Regions from separate parts of the Mus musculus genome. Here region 2 is linked to region 1. Evidence: chromatin contacts called from ENCODE POLR2A ChIA-PET data. All regions are on one chromosome and are shown on one strand. The core of a region is the stretch at or near the end of the contact, and the rest is flanking DNA. Distances in the headings are between cores, read along the strand shown.

Region 1 (6,873 bases), core at 2,537-5,036:
GTATGTCCCTTTTCCTTCCCTTCTGTCCTTCCCACCAGGGACCACTGCTCACCAGACAGAGTACACTTAAGGCCCCTTCAGTGCTGTGGTGACTCCAGGTTGTCACCTTGACAGAACCTGGAGTTAAACTCAAAACTGGAGGACACACACACACACCTGTGAGCAATTTCTACTAGGCAGGGTCTCTCTGTGTAGCCTGGGCTGTTCTGGAACTCATAGAAATCGTCCTGCCTCTACCTCCCAAGGGCTCAGACTAAACTGACCATGGAAGATCCATTTCTTGTCGGACCTTTCAGAGAAGGCTCATGCCATGCCTTTGATCCCGATTTTTTTCTGCTGGAAACTTATATTAGGACAATGGAAGAAGGAAGCTTCTGCTCTTTGCCTGCTTGTCCTTGCCTTGCTTGCACATCCATTCCTTCACTGGCACTGGAGCCTACTTCAAGACTCCAGCACATACTGAAGACTAGCTGAGATACCCAGTCTTGTAGACAGAGCAACTACTGGATTCTTACACTTTTCACTCACAGCTAACTATTGTTGAATAATCTCGACTACAGCCTACAATTTATTCCAATAACACTCCCTCTCTAGATCTCTAGAGGATATATATATCGTGTGTGTATATATGTATATAGATTCATTCTATGAGTACTGCGAATCTAGAGAACCCTGACTAATAATATTAAGACCCAGAGCCAGAGTTTTGTGTGTTTCAAGAAGTTATGACACCTCAAGCTGTTCCAGGTTCCCTTAAACCCCAACCTAGTCAGAGGCCCCCCTAATTCTGGGATGTTAGGCCTGGTTTGAAGGCGTGATGGGAGGAAGGCGACTTTCTGGGGAAACCTAGGCGGGAGCTGAAGCAGAGGCTGTAGAGATGAGCTGCAAACTGCCTCCCTCCTCCTTGCTGCTCAAACACCCAGGACCACCGGGTACTGGCTGGTCCCTCCCACATCAGCTGTCAGTCAATAAAATCTCCTTGAGGCCGGACTAATGGAAGCCTGTCTTCTGTTCCTCTTCTCAGGTCACTAGGGAACCTGAGGCTAGGGAGGTGGGTATCATGCCAAGGTCACTGAGACGCCTATAGAAACCAAGCTCACCTTTATTAGCAGAGTTTTAAATAAATACACAATCCATCCACCCAGCCCGACCCCAATAAATTAATAATATTAATAAATACAAATATAAATAGCATCCTTGAAGGGGAGTGTAGGTGAGGAGCAGGGCCCGGTGCTCAAGCGCAGTGGCAGCCCCGGGCCACCAGGTCATCATAAGTCTGCAGTGACACACCACTGTCTGTCCTGTGCATAAGAACCACCGGGGTGTAGCTGGAGGGGACACAGCACGGGGCAGGCACCTTGTCAGGCTGCAGGCCATGCAGGCGTGCTTTGATCTGCGCATGCGTGTTCGCGGAGCGATACAGGTGGGGACACTCGCCCACGCACATGCTCAGCTGCAGCTGGCGCGGGGACAGCACCCAGTCGCTCCAGCCCAAGTCTTCAAGAGTTGCCTGCACAGTCTCCAAGTGACAGCAGCGCCCCGGACCCAGTGGGCACGAGTCTCTTGGGTGCGCATGCGCGCTTCGGCGCCCCCTGCCGGCGGCTACCCGTAAGCGCAGTTCCAGCTGCGTGCCGCCAGAGGGCAGCATAGCCAGGTCCGGAGGCGGCGTCAGGCGCAGGCGTAATGCGGGAGCACGGGGTCCCCGGAGGCTGAGCGCACGCTTCAGGGGCCTAGTGATGTCCCAGGGGCGGGCCGTCGGCGTCAGCAGGAGCAGCGCTCGGTGCACGCGGTAGGCTTCGGGGAGACCCTGACTCAGCGACGCCCGGTTGACGCGGAGTAGCAGCTGGCCGTGGGACCCCAATCTCACTGCAGAAGAAACCAGAACACCGGTTACTCATGTCCTTAGGGTGTGCCAGGCACAGATGTGCCCCTGTGCAAATGTGCCACTCCCGCCGACCACAGGGTCTGCACAGATGTCAAACATAGGTCTCTCAGTATAGCCCTGGCTGTCCTGGTAACTCTCCATGTAGGCCAGGCTGGCCTTGAACTCACAGATATTTGCCTGTTCTGTGCCACCCCTCACCCCCACCCCAAACCCTCGTGCTGGGATTAAAGACGTACACCGCCACCTTCTGGCTTAAAGTTGATTTTGCTCTTAGCGACAGAGATCCCTAAGGTCTGCCCTGCGCAGGACAGCATGGATCTCTCCAACCTTTTCCCAAGCCTCTGAATAAAGTGTTTAACAAACAGAAGTTGGTTTTCTTTAAAGCAGGGTTTGGTTGCCTACACCTGTCTTCCCAGAACTTGGGAAATGGAGGCAGAAGGATTGCCCTGAGTTTGAAATCGACCTGGGCTACAAATAAAATTTGGGGAGGTTCTCACTCTGTAGTCCCAGCTGGCCTTGAACTCAAGGCAATTCTGCTTCAACCCCCGGAGTAGTTAGGATGGCAGACATGCGCCACCACATCCAAGTGTAGCTTTGCAGATCTTTAGGGAGAGCTACAGTTCGCTTGGATTCACACAACCCTAGCGGATTTGTAAGGGGGCGTGACCCAAATCAGCCTGGGCCCGCCCTCAGCCCTGCTGGGTCCCAGAGCTGAGTCCAGTCCCCTGGATCCTCCTCCCTCCCATCCAAGCGACTGTCACTTGTTACTGTAGCAGTCTCTTTACAAGCGATTGCGTCAGATTTCCGATCCAGTTCCCGCAGGTTCTTTCCGTTTGGCTCCCAACCTGGCTCCTGTCCCTCCCTCTTCCCTCCAGGACCCTCTAACCTTCCCCCATGTCCTCCCCAACTCGAGTGCTGTGCATCTCCAGGAGCGACCTTGACCTCTCTGGACATCATTTGTCCAGCTCCGGTCTAGGGACGGTCATCCGTCCTACTCTGGCTGAGCCCGCTGCTGGCAGCTCCAGAGGTCACAGCAGGGGAAACTGAGTCTCGGAAGCTGGGCTGGGCTCGTGGACTTGAGTGTGTTGGTTGGAGCTTGGAGAGGGTGTTCCTGAAGTGGGTCCCTGGTTGCTACTCACCCTCTGGACTGAGTATCCGGACAGCTGGGTCAGGACTTGGTTCTGAGTTCGAGTCCTCTCGGCTCTGGTTGGCATGCAGCCGGCTCAGCAGGTCCTGGAAGCGACCCCGTAGCTCGTCGGCGTTGAGTTGGGACTCAGGGCCGGAGGGTCGCTGTTCAGGCATTGCCAGGGCGTCCCCCTGCGATGGCCATGACAGCAGCAGCAGCAACAGCAGCAGGAACAGCAGGAACCTCAGTTGAGAGCCGCCTGGAGGCTGGGCCTGGAGCGCGGGCGGGGCCATGTCGCTTGTGTCCTGAGTGTGTCTTTGAGTTAAGCCCTCTGCAGCTGCCTTTATACCCACTGGACTCTGTCCGCTCCGCCCCCGTGTGCGATGCCAACTCGGGTGACCAGGCTAATTCGGGCGGGAATCCCAGGGCTCCGCAGGGGGAGGGGGTGGGAGGGAGGGAAACCGCCGGGCTGGGACCTGAGTGAGGGCTGATCGTCCCCACAGAACATGTGATGGAGTCCAGACTGAAGTTCAAGTGGCTTCTTCCTTCCTCTTGGGACCAGGACTCTCTCCCTCTCTCTTTCCTCCTCTCTCCCTCCCTCCTCCCTCCACCCCCATCAAAGGTGAAGCCAAGGAAAACCTAGAAAAGGCAAGTTCAGGCAAGTCACCCCTATGCCTCAGTGTCCCAGGAGTAGACATTACAGCCGTGCCCAAATGGGCTGGGACATAAGGACAAATCAGGGACTGCACCTCTTCGGTGTCCTCTGTGGGACTCCTACCAATCCTTCAAAACCCTGTACGAACAGTTGTCGCTTCAGGAACCAGATTTACCTTTCAGGATGACTGGATGCTCACACGTGCCCTGCCCTGTGCCTGCCTCAGTATCCCCAGACCAGGGGTTCCTCTTGGGAATGGAGGGAAGAGGAAATCTGCTGCGGGCCTCCTTCCAAACAGGAGGCGGCAGGTGGCTGGAGGGGGTGGGCAGTTCGTCTCAGGCTCAGATAGAAGATGGAGGAGGAGGATGAAGGTGCCAGGAGCCCCATCCACGGTCAGCCTGGGCCCTGAAAGGGTAGTGGCTGTAGTTAGGGCCTCTGGGGAAGACAGGAGTGAGCAAGGAGGGGCACCAGGTGTCATCAAGGGCTCCTGCTGGGGTCCCTCCCAGTATTTACATACTGCTGGGTGGCCTCTGACCTGTGGGGTCACTCCAGGTTAATGACTGACTAGGGTTACTCCATGTCCCCCTGTGAAGACAAGGTAGGTGCATGGTAAGTCTTCACCCGCCATCTCCTTTGTCCAAGACCAGGATGACCCCCAGAACCCTCCCCAAACTGATTCCAGACCACTCCTCCTCAGATCCAAGCCCCACCCCTGATGCACTGCCCAGAACTACCTGTTTGCTCCAGGACCCTTTGCCTACGGGGGTGACTCTTAAAGATCAATGTGGAGAGAGGTGGCACCGCCCTTGGGATCGCAGCTGTGGGCAGTTTTGAGGTATCTGCACTCTGTGAGGAGGCACAGCATGGTGGCCACCTGGCCGGTGAGAGTGGGGTTCTGGGATTATGTTCATCTCTGACCGTTTTCCCCCAAATTTAAGTCTCAGAGTTGGATTCTCTGCCCTGGGCGAGCTGCTGATCTCCGAATCATATCCCAGAGGATAATACTGCAGTCTTCTGGTCCCAGGCCAGCCATTGAGCCTCAGTTTCTCTTTCTGTGAAAGGCTGCTGTGGTCTACATCGTCAGGGTAGGGGTACAGCGGGGGCCGGGGGTGCACGCTACAAATTGAGGGACTATCCCGCGGTCCCATGTGACCTTGGACAAGTTTCTCAGCCTCTCTGCGCTGCAGAGCAAAGGCCAAGGATCAGGATACAGCTGTCTTGCTGCGTGAGATGAGAGGTTGAGACAGGACCATCATGGGTCACAGGTGGGGAAACTGAGGCTGGGGACGGCCCAAAGTCTCTTGGGATGCAGATGGCTTCGTAGATATGGAGCTCGGGAGTGGGCCGAGCAGCTGCCCACTCCCACACGGGGAGCCCTGTGCGGTCTGGATGCTGGGACAGGCCTCGATGTTCTCAGCACTTCTGTACCCCACCTAACCCCACAGGCCGCAGACAGATGCAACCTCAGCCAGCCCAGGTTGCCTCTCTGGCCCTCGGTGTCTTCCTGTGATGGGTCCCAACTTTCCTAACCCACACAGGCCCCTTCAAAAAAGTCACCAGGGCTTCCTGTTTAGGATCCCACTTCGCCAGGCATCTGTGCCCCCTCAACACACACCCACTGCTGTGTGTGACCAACTATACCTTCAGCTTCATCCCGTGGGGTCACCACAAGTTGTGGTAGAGAACTAGAGATGCCCATGTGACCTGAGTACACAGTAGGAGCTCCTGTGCACCTTGAAATTCACACTCTCAGCTGCTTGTCGATAGAGACCCAGGCCTAAAGTCTCAGTCAGGTGTCAGGGTGTCACTTGGGGGTTAAAACAAGACTGTCAGAAGCCTAGGGGACAGTTCCTCCAGGTTCATAGAACTTTCACTCTGTGAATCCAAACCCACAATCCCCCTGCCTCAGTCTCCTGGGTGTCAAGATGATGGAAAATGAGCTACCAAGCTCTTCCTTGCTATATATAGTATTCCACTCTTCCTACAGTGTGGTGACCAGGCCAACGACCAACTGGGCATCTGTCTCTTTAAGACCAGGATCAGTCAGCCATTCACTTTATTCATGGAATGTTCTCCAAAGGGCTCCATACCAACAAGGCTCCATGGGGTCCCCCATCCTCTGATAAGCATCATCACCCCCCAAACACAGATTTCTGGTTCACAAAACTCTGGAATGTGGCATTGTGCCAACTTGGCTCCTCTTTCCTCAAAATCCTTAGCTGGTGACCTCATAACCAGTCCTGAAGCCACGTAAGGAAGTGGGGTAGCCCAACTGTGGGCTGCCAGCCAACAATGACCTCAGCGGGCTGGGACCCTGACTTCCTCACACTCTGGGGCAGAGGTGAGCTGCCCTCGCTGGGCCAACTCCACCCTTGTCAACACAAGAAAGCACAAACTTTCCTGCCCTAGGGACAGCGCTTCTCGTGATCCCTGCAGATCAATTGAAATGTGGATGAGAGTCCCCAGAGGACAGGGTAACCTGCTGTCCTCGTGTCAGGAGGACCTCGGGGAGTCAGGAGAGTCCAGAGAGTCCTGGATCATCTCTGCTTCCGGAAGAGTAGCTGAGGCTTGGATGGTGCTGCTAGTCCAGGATTGACCAAGATGACTAAATTCTCAGCAAAGATGTTGGTTTCAGGCAGTCAGAACTCAGATAGGTTTGGGCAAACGTCATACAGAACTCCTACCCATCTCCTAAGCCCCACCTTCAGTGTCCATCTTCCCACCTAGGCCTCAGAGACTTTCCTCCTCAGTTCTCTCCAGCTGAGGGGACTCTGCCACTGAGCCCATCCTGGGCTGACTTCCTGACACATCGATTTACTTACTGAAATTGTTTTATTGTTCTAAAGCACACAACACATAAATGTACTATTTTATGTAATACAGACATCTCCCCTCGGGTTCTAGAACATTCTATCCCATAGAAAGTACAGACACTCTCATCCTGCCTGCCCGCTGCCACTGCCTTCCAGGCTCCTCCAATGCTGGTGCTGTGGTGTAGTGACAATTTTAGTTTCCTTGAGAAACACAGAAATACTATAAGGCTATATTTAGTTTTAATCCCAGGTGTGGGATATGGGACACTTCCACGTATGGTTCCTGACTTCCCTCCAGAAACAGCAGCATTCCTGGGTCCCAAGGCCACACTCTGGGGCAGAGGTGAGCTGGGACCACACCACACACTGTCCACAGCAGCTGGCCATGATTTGC
Region 2 (6,873 bases), core at 1,178-3,677, 210 kb after region 1:
TACTAGGGCAGCACGGGGCTGCACAGCTCGCGTGGAACCATTGTCAATCTCCGCAAAGATAGGGATGACCTCGCCTACAGCAGACAGCAGCTTGCCTCAGTTTCCCCACTACCGATTACCCATTCCAGCTGCACACAGCTCCCCATGTTACCTGGAGTGTAGCCTTTGCGGTCAATCTTGGCCGAGAGGGACACGAGGCCACGTGTGCAGTACCAGGATCGTGCCACCTTCTCCCGGGCTCCAGCCTGGGGTTCCTAGGGAGACACCAAGTGCATTTTGAGCACTGGGCACACCAAGGGTCATTTTGAGCACTGGGCACTTGGAGACCTGAGTCTTATAGAAAGACTGAGACAAGCGGGCTGTTTTAAGTTTTGACCAGATACCCCCAAATAACATAACCCTGTCTCTTTTTATGTTTGTTTGTTTGCTTGTTTGTTTTCGAGACAGGGTTTCTCTGTGTAGCCCTGGCTGTCTTAGAACTCACTTTGTAGACCAGGCTGGCCTTGAACTCAGAAATCCACCTGCCTCTGCCTTAAAGGCGTGCATCACCACTGCCTGGCCAACCCTATCTTAGGAAGCCAAAAGTTGAATAAAAATTAAAAATAAGCCAGGCGTGGTGGCGCACGCCTTTAATCCCAGCACTTGGGAGGCAGAGGCAGGCAGATTTCTAAGTTCAAGGCCATCCTGGTCTACAGAGTGAGTTCCAGGACAGCCGGGGCTACACAGAGAAACCCTGTCTTGAAAAAAACAAAATAAGTAAATAAATAATAAAAACAAGACTAGATGTGGTGGCACCTATCTTTAGTCCCAGCAGGTATATTTCTATGGGCTTAGTTAGGGCCAGCCTGGTCTACTCAGTGAATCTCAGACCAGCCAGGATTACACAGAGAGAGACCTTTCTAAAATTAAAAAAAAAAAAAAAAGTCGGGCAGTGGTGGCACATGCCTTTAATTCCAGCACTTGGTAGGCAGAGGCAGGCAGATTTCTGAGTTCGAGGCCAGCCTTATCTACAAAGTGAGTTCCAGGACATCCAGGGCTATACAGAGAAACCCTGTTTCAAAAAAACCAAAACAAAACAAAACAAAAAACAAAAACAAACAAGAAAAGAAAAAGAAATAAAGCAAAACCCAAAACCAGTAAAGACAAAAGCAAACACAAAAACAAAAATAGCCCTATCATATCCTGCTTTCCAAATGGGGTATCTGAGGCTGGGAAAGAGCAAGATACCTTCCCAGAGGCACACAGCAGGTGAGCACCCTCAGAATTTGCACTTACCTATAGTGGGTTTTAAACTCACCACTAACTCCTGGCTCCCTGTTACAGAGGTCATTTGAGACCCTCAAATCTAAAAGGTGTCAAGCAGCCAGGCTGGACCCCAACCCCCATGGGGCAGCCACTTGCCAGCAGGGCAGGTGTGTTTATGTCCACAGGTTCAATGACAGTGAACACCTTCCGGGCGCAGCGTGCAGGGACCCATGGCCGGTGCAGAGTGGCTTTGATGGAATAGCGGACGCTGCCGTGTTTGCCCTCGAAGGATGTCACCAGGGAGCTGGGGTGGCAAGAGTGGGTAATCAGAGGATCACTATCAGGAGATAGTGGGGTGAAGGGCATACAAGAGGGATGTCCCGAGAAGTCAGGGCTGAGGGAACCCTAGATGCCCAGCCAGAAGGCGACAGTGGGGCTTACATAGGCAGCTGGAAGCTGAAGGGAAACTCGTGGCGTCCAGCGGGAAGCGTGGCGATATCCCCCGAGTCTAGGAACAAGACCCGGGGCTCAGCGGACGTAGGCCTGGGAATCGCATGCTCGGTGCGCCCCAAAAGGTCCCCAGCCCGTACCTGGCGCGAGCAGCGTGGCGCGGTGGTTCACGACTTCCACGCGCTCGCTGTAACTCTGAGTATAAGCAGTGCTGGAGCCCGCGCTGCGCGACTCCGTCCAGTGCGCGCGCGCGCGGCCCCGAGCGCGCAGCCTGAGCGCGCCCACGCGTGCCGCGCCCGCAAGCTCCAACAGTACCCGGCCTGCCACGGCCTGGCCTCCGTGGAACACGGGCTCGGTGCCCGTGCGCGCCCCGTCTATCTCTACTACGAACGCCTTCACCTTATCGAACAGCATTGCGGTGACGGTCGCGAACCCAAAAAAGAGATCGGCCAGGTGCTCGAACCCGCGAAAAGAAAGAGCTAGAGACTGCGAACGCAGCGGGCTCGAACTACGTACACACACAAGCGGGACAACAGGACGGAAGACCGCTGGGGACCCGCAGCTGCGTCGCACTTATAGGACGGTTGGAGGGCGGGGCCTGAGGAGAAGACCGCACCTACCGGAAGAGACTCCGCAAACACAGCAGTAGGGAACGGGACCCCAGAAAAGACTAGGCCAATAGCGCGGCGAAGGAATGGCCTGAGGAGAAAGCCACACCTTCAGGAGAAGACTCCACCAATAGCGCGCTGAGGAGGCGGGGCCTGAAAAAGCCTGGTTCTGCTGAGAGAATTAGGCCAAAGGCTCCACGAGGGCGGTGGCCTGATAGAAAGCTCCCCCCCCTACAAGGGACCAGGCCAATAGCGTGTGAAGGGCGTGGTCTGAGGGGGCAAAATCAGCTCCTGCGAGAAAGTCAGTAGCATCGAGGGGCGGGGCGGGGCGGGGCGTTAGAGAAAGCCTCGCCTACCGGAAAGAACTTCACCAATAGCGCGGTGGGGCGTGGCCTCACGAGGCTCCAGACAAAATAACCCTTGCTTGGTTCTGAACCGGAGCCTAAGTGGGAGGTGCTGCAGCGCGGCTCTGCCGCCTTAGGTCTCGCAAATACACAAACAAGGAAGCCCAGGAATAGGGAAACTGGTCTTAGTCACCCAGCGTGACAACTGTCACTATTTTTTTTTTCTGTTGCTTTTTGAGACGGGTTCTCATGTAGCCCAAACTTACCTGGGACTTGAGACAGTCCCCCTGCTTCTGTTTACAAGATTGGCCAGTAGTTTTGTGTTCCCTTGGCTAGTCTGGAACTCACTGTGTAGACCAGGCTGGCCTTGAACTCATAGAGGCGAGGTTGCCACTGCTTCCCGAGTGCTGGAATTAAAGCTCAAATCGGATTTCTGAACCCGAAAGCTTTATTTTCTTCTGAGGCCAAGTCTCACATAGCCTCCAATGCATCTCGTACTCTAACCAAGCCCGATGTTGAATTTGCCATCCTCCACCAGTCTTCCAGAGCTGACTTGATAGGCGTTTGCCTTAGTACCTGACTGTTTCTTAAACTTAAAAAAAAAAAGATTTATTTATTTGTATATGTATATGAGTACACTGTAGCTGTCTTCAGACACACCAGAAGAGAGCCATTACAGATGGCTGTGAGCCACTGTGTGGTTCCTGGGAATTGAACTCAGGATCTCTGGAAGAGCAGTCTGTGCTCTTAGCCACTGAGCCATCTCTCCTGCCCGGCCTGGCTTTTTCTTATGTTTTCAGACAGGATCTCACACTGTAACCCAGGCTGCCCGGGAACTCAAGGCAATGGAACTCCGGTGTCAGCCTCTTAGATGCTGGGTTCGCAGGTGTGTCCACTAGGCCAGAACCTCCCAGCTTAATCATCAACTCGCTGCCGCCTGCAGACCTATCTGGGGCACCTTTTTTCAGGCCCATTGTTTCCGGCGATGCGAATTGGTGGGGACAGGGAAGTGTTGGTCCTTTCCCCCCCCCCCCGCATTGGGCACCCCCATTCAACCTAAAGGACCCTGGCAAGGGACAAGGAGGATGTGCCTCAATTTCCACTTCCATAAGGCCTAGGGGAACTTAGTCCCTCAGATCCAGAAAGGGATTGCCGTGCATAGGCAGCAAATCCAGGAGACTCTGATATTTTGAGTCAAGGGCTGCAGTGTACCTGGGGATAGGGAGACCCTTCTGGAATGTAACAGGAAGAATTGCTCCTGCAGGGAAACCTGCCCGGCATTTGTAGACACGGGCACCCCCTGGTGGACATGGGATGTACTGCGGCTCGTATTCACTCCTGAGCCCAGCTGTGTGAACGAACACAGGTTCACAGCCTTATGAACCAGGCTGCAGCACCCCCTGCCCGCAGCCTGGAGAGGACAAGGCGGCCTGGAGGACCAGAGAAGTCCCACAGGTCTTGGACTAAAGAAAAGTGCGGGAATTGAAGACGCCCCCTCCCAGAGTGAGTGTACCACACAGATAAGTCTCGGAGACCAGAGAGAGGGTTTGGCCTTCGCCTGGAGTCACGGAGTAAGTCACACCCCACCCAACCCCACCCCACCCCGTGTGTGTTAGAGGAAGTCCTCAGTGAAAGTCTGGGTGGCTTCAGGATTTCCTTTGAGTCACCTGGAGAAAAAAGTTTCAACGGGGTCTCTTCCTGGCCCACTGGACAGACGCTGACTTCCTTCATCCAACTGAGGATTTATCTGTTTAGAGCAGCTGGAAGCAGATGTGGGGCCCCGCTTCTGACCTGCCTATTTCACGGTCCGGCATAGTGAAGCCTGGCTTAGCTGAGTGAGTGAGTGAGGGGCAGGGAGCCCAGAGACACCACATCTGCCCTGCAGGCACACAGCAAGGCTCAGGGATAGGAATGCCCTAGGGGTCTCATAAGTGAACTGGGAGGGGTTATGACCCGGATTCACAGTGGAATGTCTTCCATTGCAGTCTGCCACAGGCTCCTTCCCAGTGGGAGAGATTCCCTTCCTATCCACAAACACCATCAGACCCGCCCCCACTTCAGGGACAGACCCAGAGTAGCAGACAAGGCAAGGTAAACTGAGACAGAATTCGGGGTGCACACACGAGAAGCTTCTTTGAGAATCGGGACCCCCTCACCTGGAGGTCCTAAACAGGAGACTCTCTAGCCCATCCTGGGTTTCCACAGATCCTGAATCCCCTGCTTTAATTGGGAGTGTTCCACTGTCAACCTCTATTTCTAGGTTGTCACAGGCCTGAAATAGGGACATAGTCCAGGCAGGAGGACTTCATCCAGGATAGATGGGCGTCCCTATGTGAAATCCTAACTCTGGGAGCCCTTATGATTTTTGTGACAGTATATGTTAGCTCAGGCTACCCTCAAATTATGAGGCCCTGATCCTCCTGCCTCAGCTCCCCAGTGCTGGAATGACAGATATGTGCAGCCACATCTAACTTTTTAAGAAAAGTCTTGAGAAAGGGTCTCTCTGTGTAGCTCTGGCTGGCCTTGAGCTTCTGGAAATCCACCTGCCTCAGCTTCCTGAGTGTCTACTGCTTCTGCGAGCTCACCTGGAAGTAACATCTGCTGGTGTCACAGGTTGTCTTGGCTGCGGTGAAGTCACTGGCCACGGCGTTCACGCCTACGCTGCGCTCCAACCGCGCACCACCACCTCAGGTGCTTGCACATGCAGCAGTGCGGCTGCCTGGAACATCACCAGCCTGGCAGCCGCTGCCCCCGACCCCCGCGGCGCCCGAAGCTGCGCAGGGAGCCCAGCTGCATGTCCCACGAACCGGGTCCCTAGACACCCGGACTTCCTACTCCATGACGTTGATTATTAAGTCCGGGGCAGGGAAAATGTGTCCTCTGACCGAGGCGATCTGTGGCCTCACAACTGCGTTTTATTCTCTCTCTCTCCCTCCTTCCCTCCGTCCTTCCCCCCCTCCCTTTCTTTTTGGTTTTCTGTATAGCCCTGGCTGTTCTGGAACTCACTTTGTAGACCAGGCTGGCCTCGAACTCAGAAATCCGCCTGCCTCTGCCTCCCAAATGCTGGGAGTAAAGGCTTGCACCACGCCAGGCCATTTTATACTCTCATTTAGCCCCAGCCCGCCTCCCGGTGATGCACAGACCTTAGAAACACGCAGCGCGCAGTTGGAATCTGAAGGACCCTGTTGTCCTCCACGCCCAAATGTTTCACCAGAATCCCAAGTCACCTACAGCCTTGTTTATTTCTGTGCCACCCCACGTCTTACACTGTATACACTGCAACCCACCTGCCTTTGCCTCCTAGGTGTTAGGAATAAAGGCATGTGTCACATTGACCTGCCTTGTTTATTTCTTCTGGACCTGTTTTGATCTCAGTCCCCTTCCTGATGGACAGGAGCTAATACTGGGCTCAGAAGGGGCAGGATGGGTCCATGTTTCCCAAGCCCTCATGGGCAGTCTTAGGAAGGAGGGGGTATTTATTGAGCACCTACTGTCTGACCCGTGTGGGGGTTGGGTTAGGCCTGTTTCCCACAGCAGCAGGGGAATAAAGCCTGCCCAGGTCCACCCCAGAGCTCCACCCCACAAACTTATAGAATCCAAACTGGGCCTCTGGGTTCCCACACAGGTCCACTATCTCCCAAGACAGGTGGCTGAAAGTCTGATCAGAGGACACTGTGACTTAGGCTGCTCTTGATAAGCCGCCCATGCCTGTGAGGTGTCTCAGTGTTCCCCAAGTACCCAAAGTCTGAAGCCTAAGGTCTGAAGTGACCGTGGTGACTCTGCTCGTCTGTAACCCTGGCCTCTCACCCTCCCGTGTGTCCTTACTTTGACATCAGGATCCCCAAGTAGAATCTATCCGCTTATGCTGTTTAACAAGTGTGTTTGCCTCAGACCATTGCTGTGTGGCTACAGGCAAGTGGCCTCACCTCTCTGAATTCTCATTTGTTTGTATCTTACTCCAGTTAGATAGATCCTGAAGAAAAGCCATTGTTTCAGTCCCTGTATACAGTAGATACTCAATGCATGTGCAGTGACTTTCCACGTCTGTCCCCGTCCATTAAGGAATCCCCAGGTGGGGTCATCTACCTCCTCTGGGGAGATGTTTGCAGCCCCCTGCATGTCAACAGAAAGCGGGCTGGAAGCTCCTGATTTACTTAGAAATGTTGAGGCCCCTGCTACTACTCCTTGCCCTCCTGGGGCCTGGGACAGCTAAGGGGACCTGGATC

Evidence for each region. ChIA-PET counts read pairs that join two places held with the same protein, here RNA polymerase II (POLR2A).
Region 2: POLR2A ChIA-PET joins it to region 1 with 31 read pairs in embryonic stem cell. The contact joins the promoter of Arrdc2 here to the promoter of Gdf15 in region 1. POLR2A ChIA-PET finds 5 or more read pairs at or near these places in 4 of 5 experiments (Patski and embryonic stem cell).

Annotation. Positions count from the first base shown.
Region 1 is chr8:70,628,309-70,635,181 of GRCm38, forward strand. Gdf15 (growth differentiation factor 15) reads right to left here and starts at 3,787. Exons shown (of 2, transcript NM_011819.3): 1 at 3,025-3,787; 2 at 1,085-1,866. The coding sequence starts at 3,304. The coding sequence ends at 1,235. Gm34154 (a long non-coding RNA gene) reads left to right here and starts at 4,255. Exons shown (of 2, transcript XR_870495.2): 1 at 4,255-4,547.
Region 2 is chr8:70,837,293-70,844,165 of GRCm38, forward strand. It overlaps Arrdc2 (arrestin domain containing 2), which reads right to left and starts at 2,428. Exons shown (of 8, transcript NM_027560.1): 1 at 1,836-2,428; 2 at 1,687-1,753; 3 at 1,402-1,549; 4 at 152-254; 5 at 1-74. The coding sequence starts at 2,109. Kcnn1 (potassium intermediate/small conductance calcium-activated channel, subfamily N, member 1) reads right to left here. Exons shown (of 10, transcript NM_032397.3): 10 at 5,872-6,873.